Linked DNA regions of Homo sapiens: region 1 is linked to region 2. A link is a loop called in an ENCODE intact Hi-C map of the cell type or tissue named here. Cell type or tissue: gastrocnemius medialis. All regions are shown on one strand. Each heading gives the region's core, and the rest is flanking DNA. Links, peaks and the distances in the headings are about the cores only. Region 1 has its middle 12 kb from the start of SMTNL2. Region 2 holds the start of VMO1 (vitelline membrane outer layer 1 homolog).

The links. A loop is a pair of places that touch in the nucleus more often than their neighbours do. Peaks named below come from ENCODE experiments on the same cell type or tissue, not always from the same donor. Only the 100,000 strongest peaks of a DNase experiment are listed, where the experiment ranks them.
Region 1: a loop joins it to region 2, with 2.6 times the contacts of the local background. A loop is called at or near these places in 5 of 110 quality-filtered maps.

What each region holds. Positions count from the first base shown.
Region 1 is chr17:4,568,801-4,577,195 of GRCh38, reverse strand. It overlaps the pseudogene TXNP4. Among named protein-coding and RNA genes, the nearest start is that of SMTNL2, 12 kb to the left of the region's middle. In gastrocnemius medialis, for the core only: no CTCF peak of the experiment used is centred there; DNase peaks (open chromatin) are centred at 1,315 and 3,385; H3K27ac peaks cover 4,248 bases.
Region 2 is chr17:4,785,752-4,793,974 of GRCh38, reverse strand. It overlaps VMO1 (vitelline membrane outer layer 1 homolog), which reads left to right and starts at 7,611. Exons shown (of 3, transcript NM_182566.3): 1 at 7,611-7,817; 2 at 7,923-8,038. The coding sequence starts at 7,623. It overlaps GLTPD2 (glycolipid transfer protein domain containing 2), which reads right to left and starts at 5,011. Exons shown (of 4, transcript NM_001014985.3): 1 at 4,858-5,011; 2 at 4,685-4,749; 3 at 4,298-4,464; 4 at 3,386-4,216. The coding sequence starts at 4,963. The coding sequence ends at 3,679. RefSeq lists an enhancer at 3,245-3,324 and a silencer at 3,555-4,204. In gastrocnemius medialis, for the core only: CTCF peaks have their summits at 3,892 and 6,508 (motif pointing left); DNase peaks (open chromatin) are centred at 3,354 and 3,894; H3K4me3 peaks cover 2,543 bases; H3K27ac peaks cover 1,656 bases; H3K27me3 peaks cover 317 bases.

The sequences.
Region 1 (8,395 bases), core at 201-8,200, 220 kb after region 2:
CCCTGTCCCCTTCTTCCCTCACCCCCTCCACAGCTTCCCACCAAAAGACCTGGTGCCTTCAGCCTGGCCTGGGCCTGCCTCCCTTCCCCCTTCTCAGAGACGGGGCCGGGGGAGGGGTTATTCATAGGCCCCGGCTCAGCAGCCTTCAGGACAAGAGGAGCCCGAGCTCCGGGGCTCTGCCCCCTGGGCCTTCCCCAGGGGCCTCACAGGCAGTGTCTGCTTTCAGCCCAGCAAAAGGCTGCGTCAGTCAGAGTGGGCAGTGGGGGTGGGGAGGCCAGGCCAAGGCAGGGGCTGGGCTGAGCCCTGGGCCTGGAGCCCACTGGAGCCGCTGCAGCCCATAGATCAGCGGGGCTTCCTCAAAAGTACCGTGGAGACTAACTGGGGCTGGGGCTGGCGGGGGAGGTCTCGGAGGCACCAGCCCCTCCTCGGCAAGGCCCGGAGGTGCCATCAAGCTGCCGCTTCCCCTATAGCCCCCAGCTGTGTCTTGATTTGACAACCTGTCCCAGCTAGGACCCCTACCCCTGACTCATGGGTCCCCTCGCCAACAGGGGAACGCCTGAGGGGGCCATTCAAGGCCCTTCCTAACCAGCCCCCCACCCACCTCTCCAACCCCCCTTTCTCAGCCGCTGCCGCCCACAAACACACAAACACAAAACTCTTTCGTGCTTCTGTGATTGTGCCTGGCCTTCTACTTCTCAAACGGACACATCCCTGCTCATCCTCCAGATCGGGGTCCAGCTTAACCACCCCCTTCTCCGGGAAGCCCTCCCTGATAAAGCCTGTCCTTACCTCCTTACCTCCACTAACCCTGCACGGTGCCCACTAGGACACATCCCTCCTCGCACTCCCCATCTTCCTCCTCCAAAGCAGGGCTTGTGTTTCTCAAGCAGTGGTCTCTGTTTAGGGTGTGTCTGTGTGGGCCACCTGCCCCCCTATCAGGTGAGGGGCTCTCTAAAGGGCAGGACCCTGTCTCCTTGTCCCTCTGTCCCCATCACTCACCCCCACTCCATCAGCCAATACTTGATGAATGAGTGAATTGCTGAATAAACAATGGATGATGAAGAGGAGAAGGGAGGGAAGGGAAGCAGGAAAGACCCCCTCTGTGTCTCCTGAGCCCAGGGTAACCGCTTGGTGTCCCAGTGGGCGGGAAAGTGGCAGGGGCAGCTCAGGCCAGGTCTCGGTGACACGGCTCGGCCCTGTGCAGCAGCCAGATCGGTCACCCTCATTCTTTCCAGATCAAAGTTCCCCCGGGGAACAGCCTGGAACCTGACACTGGCACCGGGAGGGTGGAGCCAACTGGCCCATGCAGGAGGAGGGCACCACGAGGCCGGGCGCCTATCCCCAGATCCAGGGACACCAGGCCAGCAGCCAGGAGGGACTAGATACAATATGCACGCTTACTCCAGCCCCAGCCCAGCCCCACCTGATACCGGGCCGCACGGGTGGTGGGAGGAACCCCTGGCTCCAGGCCTTTTTGACTCGGACTCCCCAGAGCTCTAACCCCCCATGGCCGGGGACTCGTTCCTTGCACGGCCACCTCCTGTACCAGCTTTGACTCACCCCAGCTCCCTCTCCCGACAGGCTCACTTTCAGATGCCCTCCAGGTACTTCCCTCCACCTCCCAGTCTCTGTTTCTCTGTCTTTGCTCCTCTCCATCTTGGCTCTCTGTATTTTTTTTGTTTTTTTTTTTGGAGACAAGGGTCCCGCTCTGTCACCCGGGCTGGAGTGCAGTGGCACAATCTCTGCTCACTGCAACCTCCGCCTCCCGGGTTCAAGCAATTCTCCTGAATCAGCCTCCTGAGTAGCTGGGACAACAAGTGCCCACCATCACTCCTGGCTAATTTTTATTTTCTTCTTTCTTTTTCTTTTTTTTTTTTTGTATTTTTAGTAGAGACGGGTTTCGCCATGTTGGCCAGGCTGGTCTCGAACTTCCGAGCTCAAGTGATCCACCCCCCTCGGCCTCCCAAAGTGCTGGGATTACAGGCATGAGCCACCAGCCCGTATTTCTGTATTCCTCTGTATTCTTTGTTCTCTCCTGGGTCCTGTATCCCGTATTCTCTCTATCTTGCTGTGTCTCTAGACATAAAGAACCGCAGTGAGGTGGCATGGTAGCCCTCTCCTCTAAGGAGGTAGCTGTCTTCACATATCTCCCTCCTCGCCAGGCCCTGGTCCCTACAGCCTGCAGGGAACAGATTGGTCCTGATGGTGGGCTGGGGATGGGAGAGAGTGGGAGAGAGACCCCATTGACCCTGCTGCAGCCAGGCCTCCTTGGCAGTCTCGGACTCTTGCGTCTGAATCTAGTGAGTAGGCAGGGGGAAGTGGGCAGAGCATGTCTGGGTCAGAGGGCTGGTGTCCCCAAGCCAGGCCCTGAGTCTGCCACTCTCCTGTCCTTCCCCCTTCCACTCTTGGCTGTGGACAAGCACGCCACTGTCAGAGGTAGCGTGGACTTCATGTCCCCCACCCTTGTATGCAAGCTAAGGCACGAGGGCACACAGGTGCACACACAGCAGAGAGATCCGCGGGACTCTGGATCCCAGTCATGGCTCACCACTCCTTGGGCCTCAGTTTCCTTATCTGTAAAATGGGGATCATAATAACAGTATCTGCATCCTAGGATTGTTATGAGGATTAAATTGGCTTATGTCTGTAAGTCCCTTACGAAGGCCCTTATGTCTGCTACATAGTGATCACACACACACACACACACACACACACACAAGAAAATGAATGAATATGCATATATGTTTAAAATTGACTCTTAATAAAAACTAGAGGTTGCTTTCACCTTTGTCCTGTTGCCCCAGGCTGAGCTGGACCTTGGTCACCAACAGGTCCAAACAGGCTTGATGTGAGTTGTTTTAATGCAAGTTGAAGAATAACACACAGCTCCGGGGTATGTGCATTTCTGCGGATCTGCTTGTGGAACAAAATTTAGTTCGTAACAGCAGCGGTATCACACACGTAGATAAGTTACAATGTTTCTGATTGAGATAGTTCAAACCATCTCCTTCTGCTTCAAACATATAGACATGAGATCTTTTAAAAAGTAATAATGACACAAACATGATCAATAACAAAAGACAGACAGTTTTGTAGACCAAAAATGGAGATTTCTCCTTAAGAGAAAGGAGACAGGAGCAGGCAGGGGAGACAGGAGCTGGTGCTGGCAGTCTCTGGGGGCGGGGAAGACAGCAGAGCTGAAGTTGGAGGGGATGGGCCACGGTGTAGATGCCGAGCAGGACTGGGGCCTGAGCCTGGCTGGCACTGGGACCCACGCTGCCAGTTAGTGAGCATGAGCCAGAGTGCCTACGCCTCCTCTCCAAGGTCATGGCAAAGACCACGCCACGTGCCTGTGGCTCAGCAGAGCCACCAAGCTCACAGGGACTTTCCCAGAAATGCATCACTCACATGAGGTGGAGCCCCATAGTAGACACTTCTGAGGAAACCTCTGTCTGGAGCCCAGCCCAATATGAACCAAGCTGAGGCCACCAACAGATGGCCTTGGTTTTTACAGACTCTCCAGACAACCTCACAACCAGGAGGCTGAGGCAGGAGAATCGCTTGAACCCAGGAGGCGGAGGTTGCAGTGAGCCGGGATGGCGCCAATGCATTCCAGCCTGAGTGACAAGAGTGAGACTCTGTCTAAAAAGAACAATAACAACAATAACAACACCTCAGTAACAAAATCACCTGATTTTTTAATGGGCAAGAGATTTCAACAGACACTTCAGCAAAGAAGATATATGAGTGGCAATAAGTGAATAAAATGATGTCCAATATCATTAGACATTAGGGAAATGGAAACTAAAACGATAATGAGATGCCACTACACACACACACATACACACACACACACACACACACACACACATATACACACACACACATAAACATACACACACACACACATATACACACACACATACACACACACACGCACAACCTTAAAAACTGACAATACTTAAGTGTTGCCAAGAATATAGAGCAACTGAACGTTCATCCAACGCTGGTGGGAAAGCAAAATGGCAGAGTTATTTTGGAAAATAATTTGGTGGTTTCTTGCTGAGTTAACCATATACTTACCATATGACCTGGCAATCTCACTCAGATATTTATCCAAGAAGAATGAAAACATACCTCCCCACAAAGCCTTGTACACAAATGCTTATAATGCCTATATTCATTATAGTAAACAATTGGAAACCATCCAGTCTACATCCATGGGTGAATCGATACATTGTGGTACATAGATACAATAAACACTACTTAGCAATGAAAAGAAAAAACGGATGCACGCAATGACATGGATGCTTCTCAAAGTCTTCATGCTAAGTGAAAGAAGCCAGATATGAACAAGTACATCTGGTATGATTCCATTTACAATATATAAGTCCTCAAAACATGATTTCTTAGGTAAACAGCAACATATAGGGATCAAAATCAGATGAGTGGTTGTCAAGGAGCAGAGGTGAGGGGTGGAGCAAAGGGGTACTAGGAAAATGCTTGGTTGTTGGAAATGGTCTTTGTCTTTTTTTAAAGTGTTAGAAATAATGTTTTATTGTCACCCAGATGGTATTTGAGTTTATAGTCTTCATGCTTTATATTTTTTTGTAAATTAAAAAAATTACAAGTTTTAAATAGCCAATGGCTGGTTATGTTTTCAGAAAACACGATTAGACTAATTCATGAATGGTGGCTTCAAGCTTTTCCTTATGGGCTCCAGAAAATTCACCCACCTTTTGTCCCTTCTTAAAACACTGGAATGTTGGCATGCATTCGGCTTCACACTCTGAAGCAACATCCTGACAGTCATCCACATCTACTTCAAGGAATACCACGCTGGAATACTTTCCAGAGAGGGGATAAAGAAAGGCTTGATCATTTTGCAAGGCCCACACCACGTGGCCGAGAAGTCAACTATTACAAGTTTATCGCCTGTGGCATCCAAGGCTTCCTAAAAAGCAAGTTTGCTCTCGATCTCCTTCACCATCTTGGCTGCTGAGGTCTGAGGAGCGGCTTTTTTTTTTTTAATAGGGAACTGACCGTATTCATTTGTAGCCTGTTACCCCATAATTCTTTAGGATGTTCAAAGCTGGAGTGACCATATGCCCGTCCCTGTTCCTCTTGACACTCAGTGAGAGGCAGCCATCTGAGTAAGTGGAAGTGTGATATTCGCTCCGGGCATTATGTCATGAGCCTTAAATCCAGAATACACTGGATTGAGTCTTTCAGCCCAATAGTTTGCCGCCGTTGCCAGATTTGGGAGCATCCGAGGAGAGACCTCAAATCATAATGGGGTGGTGCAGGGCTCCCCCATACTCAAAAAACTTTCCGTGTGTTTTCCAGGCAAGTGTCTTTCTCCTCGAATACAACAATCTTGGTTACAACTGACAGTAGTGCAATAGATCGGTCAGTACACTGATCCAGGAACATCTTGATGGTATAGCATGTTGTCATTCGCACTCTACCAGCCACTAGTCTAACCTGGTCGAGTAGCTTTTTCCAGGGACTCAAATTCTCCATTATCAAAGCACAGACAAGTGGTCCGACCCACGGTCTCGAATTAAACCAGTTAGTCACCAGCCCTGCGTTGTCATTGAGTGACAGGTTGGCACCATCCCTGTGTGTTGGTCGTTGGAGAGACACCATCAGGGTCTTGAATCATTTTTGAGCCTAGAGACTATTAGCATGCATTTTGTCCCTCGACCCTGCTACTATGTTGCCCACCGGGTCACAACAGTGCTGAGGTACAGATGATATCTCGAAGGATGTGAATTCCAGGTCCTTCCCGTTGAGGATTTCGCCATACAGTGTTTTGATTTTGTTCTTTCCACTACTGGAATCATAAGATACAACTCCCTGGAGAGTCCTACAGATAAGAGATTCTCACGTTAACACCTCAGACAAAAAGCAGAGAAACACCTAACTTGCTGTGATGGGATGAGGTGTGATCAATGGGTTGGATCGAGCATCAATTTGGGTGCTCTAAATTTTCCACTTCCCCAGTGCCAGGATGTGGTTCATCTACATAGGTTGGGTACTGCCCAAATTTCCCACTTAGCTCAAAGGACTTCCGCCCAGGAAATGGTCATGCAGAGGGAGGCTTGGAACTATCCACGGGGTCCTCCATGGTGAACTATAGTGTTGGCTGCGGGAGCAATCGGTTCCTTTGTTGTCTTAATTGTGGTGTCAGTTGCTGGCAATATACACAAAAATTGGTGACTTTTACTTTATGTAAATTATACCTCAGCTGGGCGCGGTGGCTCATGCCTGTAATCCCAGCACTTTGGGAGGCTGAGGTGGGTGGATCACGAGGTCAGGAGCTCGAGACCAGCCTGGCCAATATGGTGAAACCCTGTCTCTACTAAAAATACAAAAATTAGCTGGGCTTGGCGGTGGGCGCCTGTAGTCCCAGCTACTTGTGAGGCTGAGGCAGGAGAATTGCTTGAACCCGGGAGGCGAAGGTTGCAGTGAGCCGAGATTGTGCCACTGCACTCCAGACTGGGTGACAGAGCAAGACCCCGTCTCAAAAAAAAAAAAAAATATATATATATATATATATATAAATACCTCAATAAATCGGATTTTTAAAATCCAAGTCCTGGAGCAGTGGCTATGCCTATAATCCCAGCATTTTGGGAGGCCGAAGTGGGAAGATTGCTCAAGCCTAGGAGTTCAAAACCAGCCTGGTGAACATGACAAGACCCCATCTCTACAAAAAAAAGTTTTTAAATTCAGTGCATGAGAGATGTGCTGGCTGATAGTGGTTTTGATCACATCTTGAAGAGAGTTGGCTGCACTGGAAACTGGTACCCCTAAAATCTCTTGTAGGAAAAGGATGTGTGATTGTTTCCTATGGACCAGATGTGAGCTATGAGGGAGGGAGAACCAGCATCAGGCCACATTAAAACCTGCCCAACCTTGAGCAAGAGTTATTTAAAAAAACAAAACAAAACAAAAAAAGAATAAAACCTGCCCAGGAACACCACCTGGAGAGAAAGATGCGGCCCCAGCAGCAAGAAACTGATGCCTGAGCTGCTTGTGAGCCAAGAAGAGTTCAGCTATACCCGGGGAATTGGAGGTGAGACCCCAATAATGGGGTCGGCTGGAGGTCTTGGAAGGACTTTAAAAAGTGTCCCAATAGATAAAAAGTCAGCTGTATACAAAGCCCAGGAAGCTTCTGTACCAGCTCGTACAATACAAAATCAGATCTTTCCTGCCCCTTTTTACCTCTTCCCCCGCCATGTCAACCCTGGGGGTACAAAAGCAGCCAAGTGAGTGAGGAGGAGAATCCCAGGGTGTAGGAGCAGGTGGGGGTTGGAGGGTACATTGAGAAGTTAATTAGAGTCTCTCCCTCTTCACCATACCCTTTCATACACACACACACACATACACACACACACACACAGCCTTTTCCTGTTGCATGCTACTTGCCCAAAACAGACTGAGAAGGTGCAAGGGAGAAGTTTTTAACTTTAAATGGACTTTTACATTTGGGGGAGGGGCTGTGGGGTGTTTTGGGTTTTTTTGGCTTATACTTTTTTTTTGCATTTTTTCATCATGATACAATATACATAACACACAATTTACCATTTTAACCAATTTACAATCATTTCAGTGGCCCCAAATATGCTCATGCTGTTGCGCAGCCATCCACAGAAGCTACTCATCCCAGACGGAACCCCACACACATTAAACAACAAGTCCCAGCCCACCTCCCCCAGCCCCTGGCAACCACTGCTCTACCCTCCAGCTCCATGAATGGGACCACGCTTATTTTTTAATTGCAATTATTGAAATGAACCTTTTTTTTTTTTTTTTTGAGGCAGGTTCTCACTCAATCTCGCAGGCCGGAGTGCAGTGGTGCGATCTCAGCTCACTACGACCTCTGCCTCCCAGGTTCAAGTGATTCTCCTGCCTCAGCCTCCCGAGTAGCTGGGATTACAGGCACCCACCACCCTGCCTGGCTAATTTTGTACTTTTAGTAGAGACGGCGTTTCACCATGTTGGCCAGGCTGGTCTCAAACTCCTGACCTCAGGCGATCCACCCGCCTCAGCCTCCCAAAGTGCTGGGATTACAGGTGTGAGCAGCCACTGCGCCTGGTTGAAATGAAACTTTTATAACTTGAAGTGACCCAAAAACTTTTTACCAAAAGAGAGTGTCCCAAAAAGACATGGGCCTGCCCTATATTCCATTCAAAAGAATGGTGATGGGCCATCCCCACAAAACACATTTGAATGGAGATTAGGAGATTAAAATAAAGGCAGACTGTGAGTCCTATTTGTTCAACCTCACAGCTACACAAAGGAGCTTTATTTTGCCCATGTGACAAGAAACGTAAAGATCTAGAGTCCAGGGCTGACACCGCTGGTTGAGATGTCAGTAAGGCCCAGC
Region 2 (8,223 bases), core at 224-8,223:
AAAAAAAAAATTAGCCGGGTGTAGTGGTGGGCGCCTATAGTCCCAGCTACTCGGGAGGCTGAGGCAGGAGAATGGTCTGAGACCAGGAGGCGGAGCTTGCAGTGAGCCGAGATCGGGCCGCTGCACTCCCAAGCCTGGGCAACAGAGCAAGACTCCGTCTCAAAAAAAAAAAAAAAAAAAAAAAGACTGTCTCCCCATTGAATGATCTTGGCACCCTTGTTAAAAATCATTGACCATACATGTATGGACTTACTTCTGGATTCTCAGTTTTGTTTCATTGATCTATATGTCTATCCTATGCCAGTATCATATTGTCTCTATTACTGTAGCTTTGTAGTACTTCTTTTCTTTTCTTTTCTTTTCTCCTTTTCTTTTCTTTCCTTCCTTCCTTCCTTCGTTCTTTCTTTTCTTTTCTTTCTTGACAGATCTTGCTCTGTCACCCAGGCTGGAGAACAGTGGCGTGATCTTGGCTCACTGCAACTTCCACCTCCCAGGTTCAAGCAGTTCTTTTGCCTCAGCCTCTGAAGTAGCTGCGACTACAGGCGCCTGCCACCACGCCAGGCTAATTTTTGTAATTTTAGTAGAGACGGGGTTTCACCATATTGGCCAGGCTGGTCTCAAACTCCTGACCTCGTGATCTGTCCGCCTCGGCCTCCCAAAGTGCTGGGATTACAGGCGTGAGCCACTGCGCCCGGCCCTTTAATTTCTTTTAACAGTGTTTATAATAGTTTTCAATATATAGGTCTTGCACTTCTTTGGTTAAATTTGTTCCCAAGTATTTTATTCTTTTTGATGCTGTTATAAGTGACATTGTCTTCTTAATTTCATTTTTGGATTGTTCATTGCTAGTACATAGAAATACAACTGATTTTGGTTTTGATCTTGTATTCTGCAACTTCATTGAACCATTTATTAGTTCTTTTTGTTTGTTTGTTTGTTTTGTTTTTGAGACAGTCTTACTCTGTTGCCCAGGCTGGAGTACAGTGGCGCAATCTCGGCTCACTGCAGTCTCCACCTCCCGGGCTCAAGCAGTTCTCCTGTGAGTGCCACCATGCCCAGCTAATTTTTGTATTTTTAGTAGAGATGGAGTTTCACCATGTTGGTCAGGCTGGTCTTGAACTCCTGACCTCGTGATCTGCCTGCCTCAGCCTCCCAGTGTTCGGATTACAGGCGTGAGCCACCGTGCCTGGCCATTTATTAGTTCTAAAAGTTTGTGTCTATATTCTTTAGGGTTTTTCTATATAAACCATCATATCATCTGCAAATAGAGATAATTTTATCTCTTCCTTTCCAATCTGGATGCTTTTTATTTCATTATCTTGCCCAGTTGCTCTGGCTAGTTACTTCAGCACAATGTTGAATAGATTGGCAAAAGCAGACATCTTTGTCTTGTTTCTCATTTTAGGGGAAAAGCTTAGGAGAAAGCTTAGGGAAAAGTCTTTCATCATTGAGAGTGCTGTTAGCCCTGGGTTTTTCACAGATGCCTAGGCAGGGGAAGTTCCCTTCTATTCCTAGTTTGTTGATTTTTTTTTTGTTTGTTGTTTTTTTCTTTTTTGTTTTTTGTTTTTTTGAGACAGAGTCTTGTGCTGTTGTCCAAGCTGGAGTGCAGTGGCACAATTTCGGCTCACTGCAGGCTCTGCCTCCCGGGTTCCAGTGATTCTCCTTCCAAAGTGTTGGGATTACAGGCACATGCCACCGTACCTGGCTAATTTTTGTACTTTTAGTAGAGACGGGGTTTCACCATGTTGGCCAGTCTCTACTAAAAATACAAAAATTAGCCTGGCATGGTGGTGTGCCTGTAGTCCCAGCTACTCGGGAGGCTGAGGCAGGAGAATCACTTGAACTCGGGAGGCAGAAGTTTCAGTGAGCCTAGATCGTGCCACTGCACTCCAGCCTGGGCAACAGAGCAAGAGTTGTTCTCAAAAAAAAAAAAAAAAAGGAATACAACATTGGTTCAACATATGAAAATTAATGCAATATACCATATTAATAAAGGAAAAATGGAAAATTATCTCAATAAACTCAGAAAAGCAGTTTAAAAATCCAACATTCTCTCGTAATAAAAAACAATCGTTGGCCAGGCGCGGTGGCTCACACCTATAATCCCAGCACTTTGGGAGGCGGAGGTGGGTGGATCACCTGAGGTCAGAAGTTCAAGACCAGCCTGGCCAACGTAGCAAAACCCCGTCTCTACTAAAAATACAAAAATTAGCTGGGAGTGGTGGTGGGATTACGCCTGTAATCCCAGCTACTCAGGAGGCTGAGGCAGAAGAATCACTTGAACCTGGGAGGTGGAGGTTGCAGTGAGGCGAGATTGCGCCACTGCACTCCAGCCTCAGTGACAATAGTGAAACTCCGTCTCAAAATAAGTAAATAAATAAAAAAAATAAAATACATTATAGGAGGGTGGGAGAGGGGGCACAAAAATAAAATAAAATACATTATAGGGAGGGAAAGGATGGACAGAGAAACAATGAGGAGGCTAGTGCAGTAATCTAGGATATAGTCTCCCTTCATAGTCAAAGGTACTAGGAGTGGAGAAAGTGGGCACTGCTCAGATTTTCACAGATTGGATGCTGATATGATGAAAGAGAAACAGAAGGGCTGGGGCTGGGCGCAGTGCCTCACACCTGTAATCCCTGCACTTTGGGAGGCCGAGGCGGGCGGATAACCTGAGGTCGGGAATTCAAGACCAGCCTGACCAACACGTAGACAGCCTGTCTCTACTAAAAATACAAAAAGTAGCCTGGTGTGGTGGTGCATGCCTGTAATCCCAGCTACTTGGGAGGCTGAGGCAGGAGAATTGCTTGAACCCGGGAGGTGGAGGTTGCGGTGAGCCAAGATCGCGCCATTGCACTCCAGCCTGGGTAACAAGAGAGAAACTCTGTCTCAGAAAAAAAAAAAAAAAAAAGAAAGAAAACCAAACCAAAACGAAAAAACAACCCAGAAGGGTCTGGATGACGAGGTTTTTGGTCTGAGGACCTGGAAGAATGAAGTGTCATTTGAGCCAGCAAAGACTATGAAGGGAGAATTTTCGTGGGGAGGGCGTGTTGGAGCTTAGTGTTGGACATGGTAGGTTTGCTATGCCTAGGTGACATCCAAGTGGAAATACCGAATAGGCAATCGTATATGTAGGATTCTGGAGTCCAGGAGAAAGTGGATTGAAGTTGTGATTTGGAAGTTATCAGTGTATGAAATGGCAAGATCTTTCATGTTCATTGTGGGAGTGGCCGTGGAGTCACTTGGCTGCACAGGGGTGAAGCTCAGGGACAAGTCTGGGCTGGAGACTCAGCGTGTGTTTGGCAACCGAAGCCACGGGAGTGACTACGATAGGCCGGGGGAGCGTGAGTCTCTCGGCTGCCGAGAACAGAGATGACACATCTTCTCACCTTCGTTTTTTATTTCCCTTAAGCGCCTGTCGTCATCACACAAAACGCCCTACGTCGACGCTGCCAAATATTGCTTTTTTATTCCTCACAGCTCCTCCCGTCTTTCCGAGACTGCGGACAGAGGGAGCTCAACGCCATTCCCTGCCGGGGGCGGCCCTCGCCGCGGCGACGTCACGGAAGAGGCGGGATACGGAGGCGGCCGCGGCGCGGGCTGCAGGACTGACCCCGGGCTGCGCGGCCCCACCCCGGGCGGTCCGCTCCGTTCCCGCCGGTCCCCGCAGCCGCCGTCTTAGGCCAGCTGGAGCAGGCCGCGCTCGGCCAGCAGGCTCTGGGTGCGGTTGTAGACATCCTCCAAGGTGCCGGCGGCCCGGACCAGCGCGGCCCGCGCCTCCGCCTCGGTGGCTCCGGGACACGCCAGCTCCAGCAGGCGGCGGCGACCCGGGAAGGCGAGGAAGGCGAGGCGGGCGGTCTGTCGGACCAGCCAGGGGTGATGCGGACCCAGGGCCGCACGGTAGGCGTCGCTGCACTGCACGCCCGCGTCCGGGCCTCCCAGCGCGCCGGTCGCCACCCGGTGGAGGCAGAGCTGGGACCAGCGCAGCGCGCGGTGCAGCAGGAGCAGCGTGCGAGAGCCCGAGCTCCGGGTCGGGTCCCGGGGGGCCGCCCCCGGCTGCTCCAGCAGTCCCGCCCTCCGCTCCCACGCCGCCATGGCCACCAGCGACCAGTAGTGCTCCGCGTCCGGGCCGTGCACCCGAGCCTCCAGGTCTGTCACCTTGGTGAAGGCCTCCCTAGTGGCGAAGGCGAAGACGGAGCCGAGGGGAGTCAGGAACCTGCGGGCGAGACGATTTGAGAGAATGGAGATGGAGCCGCCAAGGAGGCGGGGACCGGCTGGGGGGCGGGAGGCCACTCACTCGACGAGTGCCCTCCATCCCGCCAGGTACGGCGACAGCCCCACATCCCCTTCGGGTTTCAGACTGGCGTGGAACCGCCTCATCATGCGGCCCAGCATCCCCCGAGGGCCCAGACACGGAGGCTGTTTCCTCTCCGGGGCCTCCAGGGTTCCCGACTCCTGCCGGACCTGGTGGGGAGACACGATGGGAAGAGGTGGGAGCAGATTCTGCCCTGAAGAAATTGTTCCGAAGGTTTAGCTGGCGGCTCTTCTGCTGTGCGCTCAGCTTCCGACGGGAGAGGGTAGACCGGGGGAGGACCCGCCCTTTGCCGGACCCTCAGCCTGGCTCCACGTCCCCCTGTTCTGGTCCCTCCTGGAGCGCCCGCGCCCAATCCTGCGCCTAGCGTACCTGGAAGGGCGCCGTTTCCCCTGGAACGCAGGGCTGCGCCCTGGGTCCGCAGCCCGAGCGGGCGCCTGGGTAGAGGAGAAGCGGAGCGGTGAGGGCTCGAGAAAGAGGCTTGAGTCGTGAGGGCCTGGATTCCGGGCTTCCTCCCGGAGCAAGTGAGGGAAGGGGCAGCTCACCTAGGCTCCGAACACTGAGATAAAGCAGCAGCAGCGCGAAGATAGCGAGAGGAATTGAGTGGCTGAACCAGTGCCGCAGGGCTGGGGGCCGCGCCGCCACTCCCATGCCTGCTGCTGGGACCGCCGCCCCCTCACCAGCGCCTAGCCAGTCCGTGTCCCTCCGCCTCCAGGAGGGGACAGAAGCCCGTGGTGCCCTGAGGCGCAAAGGATTAATAATTAACCTACTAAGGCCCCTTCCCCTGTGCCCTTCGCCCCAAAGGGCAGCTACCCTGGGTGCGAGGAACTGGGTGAAGGGAATTTGGGGGATTCGACAGCAGTGACAGATCAGTGCATTTCCCTTCCCTGTAGGGCCAGCTGTAGCAAGAGGCACTCTGAGTATTGGGAAGAGAGGCAGGGCCCAGAACAGCTCCCCTACTGAGCAGTGGTGTGGGCCCTAAATTCACTCTGGGCTTGAGTTCCCTCCACTGTAAATTGAGGATAATAATAGGTACTTTGCAAGCCTCATGTGAGGATTAAATGATAACGTATGTGAAAACACTAAATGGAAAAGCTGACCACAATTGCCCTATAAATCTTATTAAGTTCAAGCATTGTCCGGCTCTGGGATCCAGGGAACACCCACTTCTCTCTCGCTCTCTTTTTTTTTTTGTTTGTTTTTTGTTTTTTTGTTTTTTGAGACAAAGTCTCGCTCTGTCGCCCAGGCTGGAAAGTGCCGGCTAATTTTTACATTTTTAGTAGAGACAGGGTTTCACCATACTGGACAGGCTGGTCTCGAACTCCTGACCTTGTGATCCGCCCAACTTGGCCTCCCAAAGTGCTGGGATTACAGGCGTAAACCACCGCGCCCAGCCGGGAACACCCACTTCTAAATTCTCTATCTTATTCCCAGGGGACTTTGTCTTGACCTGGATACATGACCTCTTGCAATCATATACGTACGTCAGGCTTTATCCTTTTGCATTTTTGTGGTTTAATTTTCAAAACTCCAGATTGGCTCTTCAATCATTCATTGCACCAACTTTTATTAAGTACTTCCGCACGTACTAGGCTTCAAGAATACAAAAGTGCCTTCACAGAGCTCAAGGTCCACTGGGGGAGAATTTATCCTCTGTCTCCCCCACTGGAATGTGACCTCTGATGACAGGGGCCTTGTTATTCTTGCTTACAGCAAGTGGAATATTGCTTAAGCCAAAACATATTATTGCTAAATAGGTATTGAATAAACAAAGGAGTGTGTATGAGGGGCAGGTAAATCTGGGGTTGTGGCCCCTAACAAATTTAGCCAGGCATTTTTAGGCCAGGCACGGTGGCTCACGCCTGTAATCCCAGCACTTTGGGAGGCCGAGGTGGGCGGATCACCTGAGGTCAGCCTGGCTAACATGGCAACACCCCGTCTCTACTAAAAATATACAAATTAGCCGGGCGTGGTGGCGAACGCCTATAATCCCAGCTACTCGGGAGGTTAAGGGAAGAGAATCGCTTGAACCCGGGAGGCAGAGGTTGCAGTGAGCCGAGATGGCGTCACTGCACTCCAACCTGGGCAACAGAGTGAGACTTCGTCTCAAAACAAACAAACAAACAAACAAACAAAAAACATACTTAGCCAGATTTTCTCGCTTTTTGTTTTGCAAATTAGGAGTCCATCTGGTGGTCACAGGGGGAAAGGCATTCCAGGAAAGGATATAAGGATACAGAAAGCAATGGAAGAAACAGCATGATCTTTTCTTAGGGGTTCTTAGTCTCCTGTCCCCAAACTTCTTAGAGTTATTCCTGTTGGACCGGGCGCGGTGGCTCATGCCTGTAATCCCAGCACTTTGGGAGGCCGAGGCAGGCGGATCACAAGGTCAAGAGATAGAGACCATCCTGGCCAACACGGTGAAACCCGGTCTCTACTAAAAATACAAAAATTAGCGGGGCGGCGTCTTGGCGCGCGCCTGTAGTCCCAGCTACTCGGGAGGCTGAGGCAGGAGAATCGCTTGAACCCAGGAGGTGGAGGTAGCAGTGAGCCGAGATCGCGCCACTGCGATGCCGCCACTGGGCGACAGAGTGAGACTTCGACTCAAAAAATAAAAATAAAAAAGAATTATTTCTGTTTGTATATGTCTTCTTCTAAGGTAGGGAGGAGTGTCCCGGATTCTCAAGGTGTTAGGGCCCTGAGCTCTCAGAAGACCTCTCAGAGGAGGAAGAGACTTCTGAGCTGACAGGAGTTTTCTCAGCTTCTCCAGTTCGAGGATTCTTGTCCTATCCTCACTCTGATGTCCCCTCACATCCTGGAGGTCTCTGGGTTGCTCTTGCCCCATCCCGTCACTGGTGGGACTCCCGGGAGGTCACTTCCATCCCTAGCCCTGGTCTCTGCTCTGTCTCCACTCTCACTGCTGGAATGTTTCCCAGCTTGCTTGGCTGTAAACCTAAGGCAAGTTGCTTGCCATTTTTGAGCCAGTTCCCTCATCTACAAAATAGGAAGGATAATTCTCACCCCCCAAAAATTGTTGTGAGGGTTAAACAAAATACTGCAAAGCGCTAACCATAATTCGTAGCCTATAGTAAATATTCAGTAGGTGATGGTTATTTTAATTCGCCCTCTCTCACTGCCCCTCCTACCCTAGCTCTGGGAGCCTCTGCCTCCGGGAGCAGGAAATAGGGTTCCGGGAGTGGATTAGTTTTGGGTTTCACTTAATCTGGGAGGCCCTTCCGCAATCGGAGCCCTCACAGAGGCCAAACTGATATAAATCTGCTTAGGAGGCCTGATTCACAGACGCTACAGGATGGAGCGGGGCGCAGGAGCCAAGCTGCTGCCGCTGCTGCTGCTTCTGCGGGCGACTGGTTTCACATGTGCACAGACAGATGGCCGGAACGGCTACACGGCGGTCATCGAAGTGACCAGCGGGGGTCCCTGGGGCGACTGGGCCTGGCCTGAGATGTGTCCCGATGGATTCTTCGCCAGCGGGTTCTCGCTCAAGGTTGGGGCTCAGGCGTAGGTCCTGGAGAGGGCGGAGATGCGTGGGACCATAGAGCCAAGGATGATAATTCCGTGACTCGCCCTTGCCCCTCTCCTCGATACCCAGGTGGAGCCTCCCCAAGGCATTCCTGGCGACGACACTGCACTGAATGGGATCAGGCTGCACTGCGCGCGCGGGAACGTCCTAGGCAATACGCACGTGGTAGAGTCCCAGTCTGGAAGGTGGGGCGCAGGGGTCGAGGATCCCTTGGGGTGATGGTATGTCCCTTACCCTCTATTACATACTCCGTCGCAACAGGCAGGCTGGCTCCGCCAGAGCTACGGGGCAGTATAGACCGGGGAGGCGAAGGGTGGATGGAAGACCCCTCCTCCGCTCCTCGGCGGAGGTCGGGGAGCACCCAGCCCAC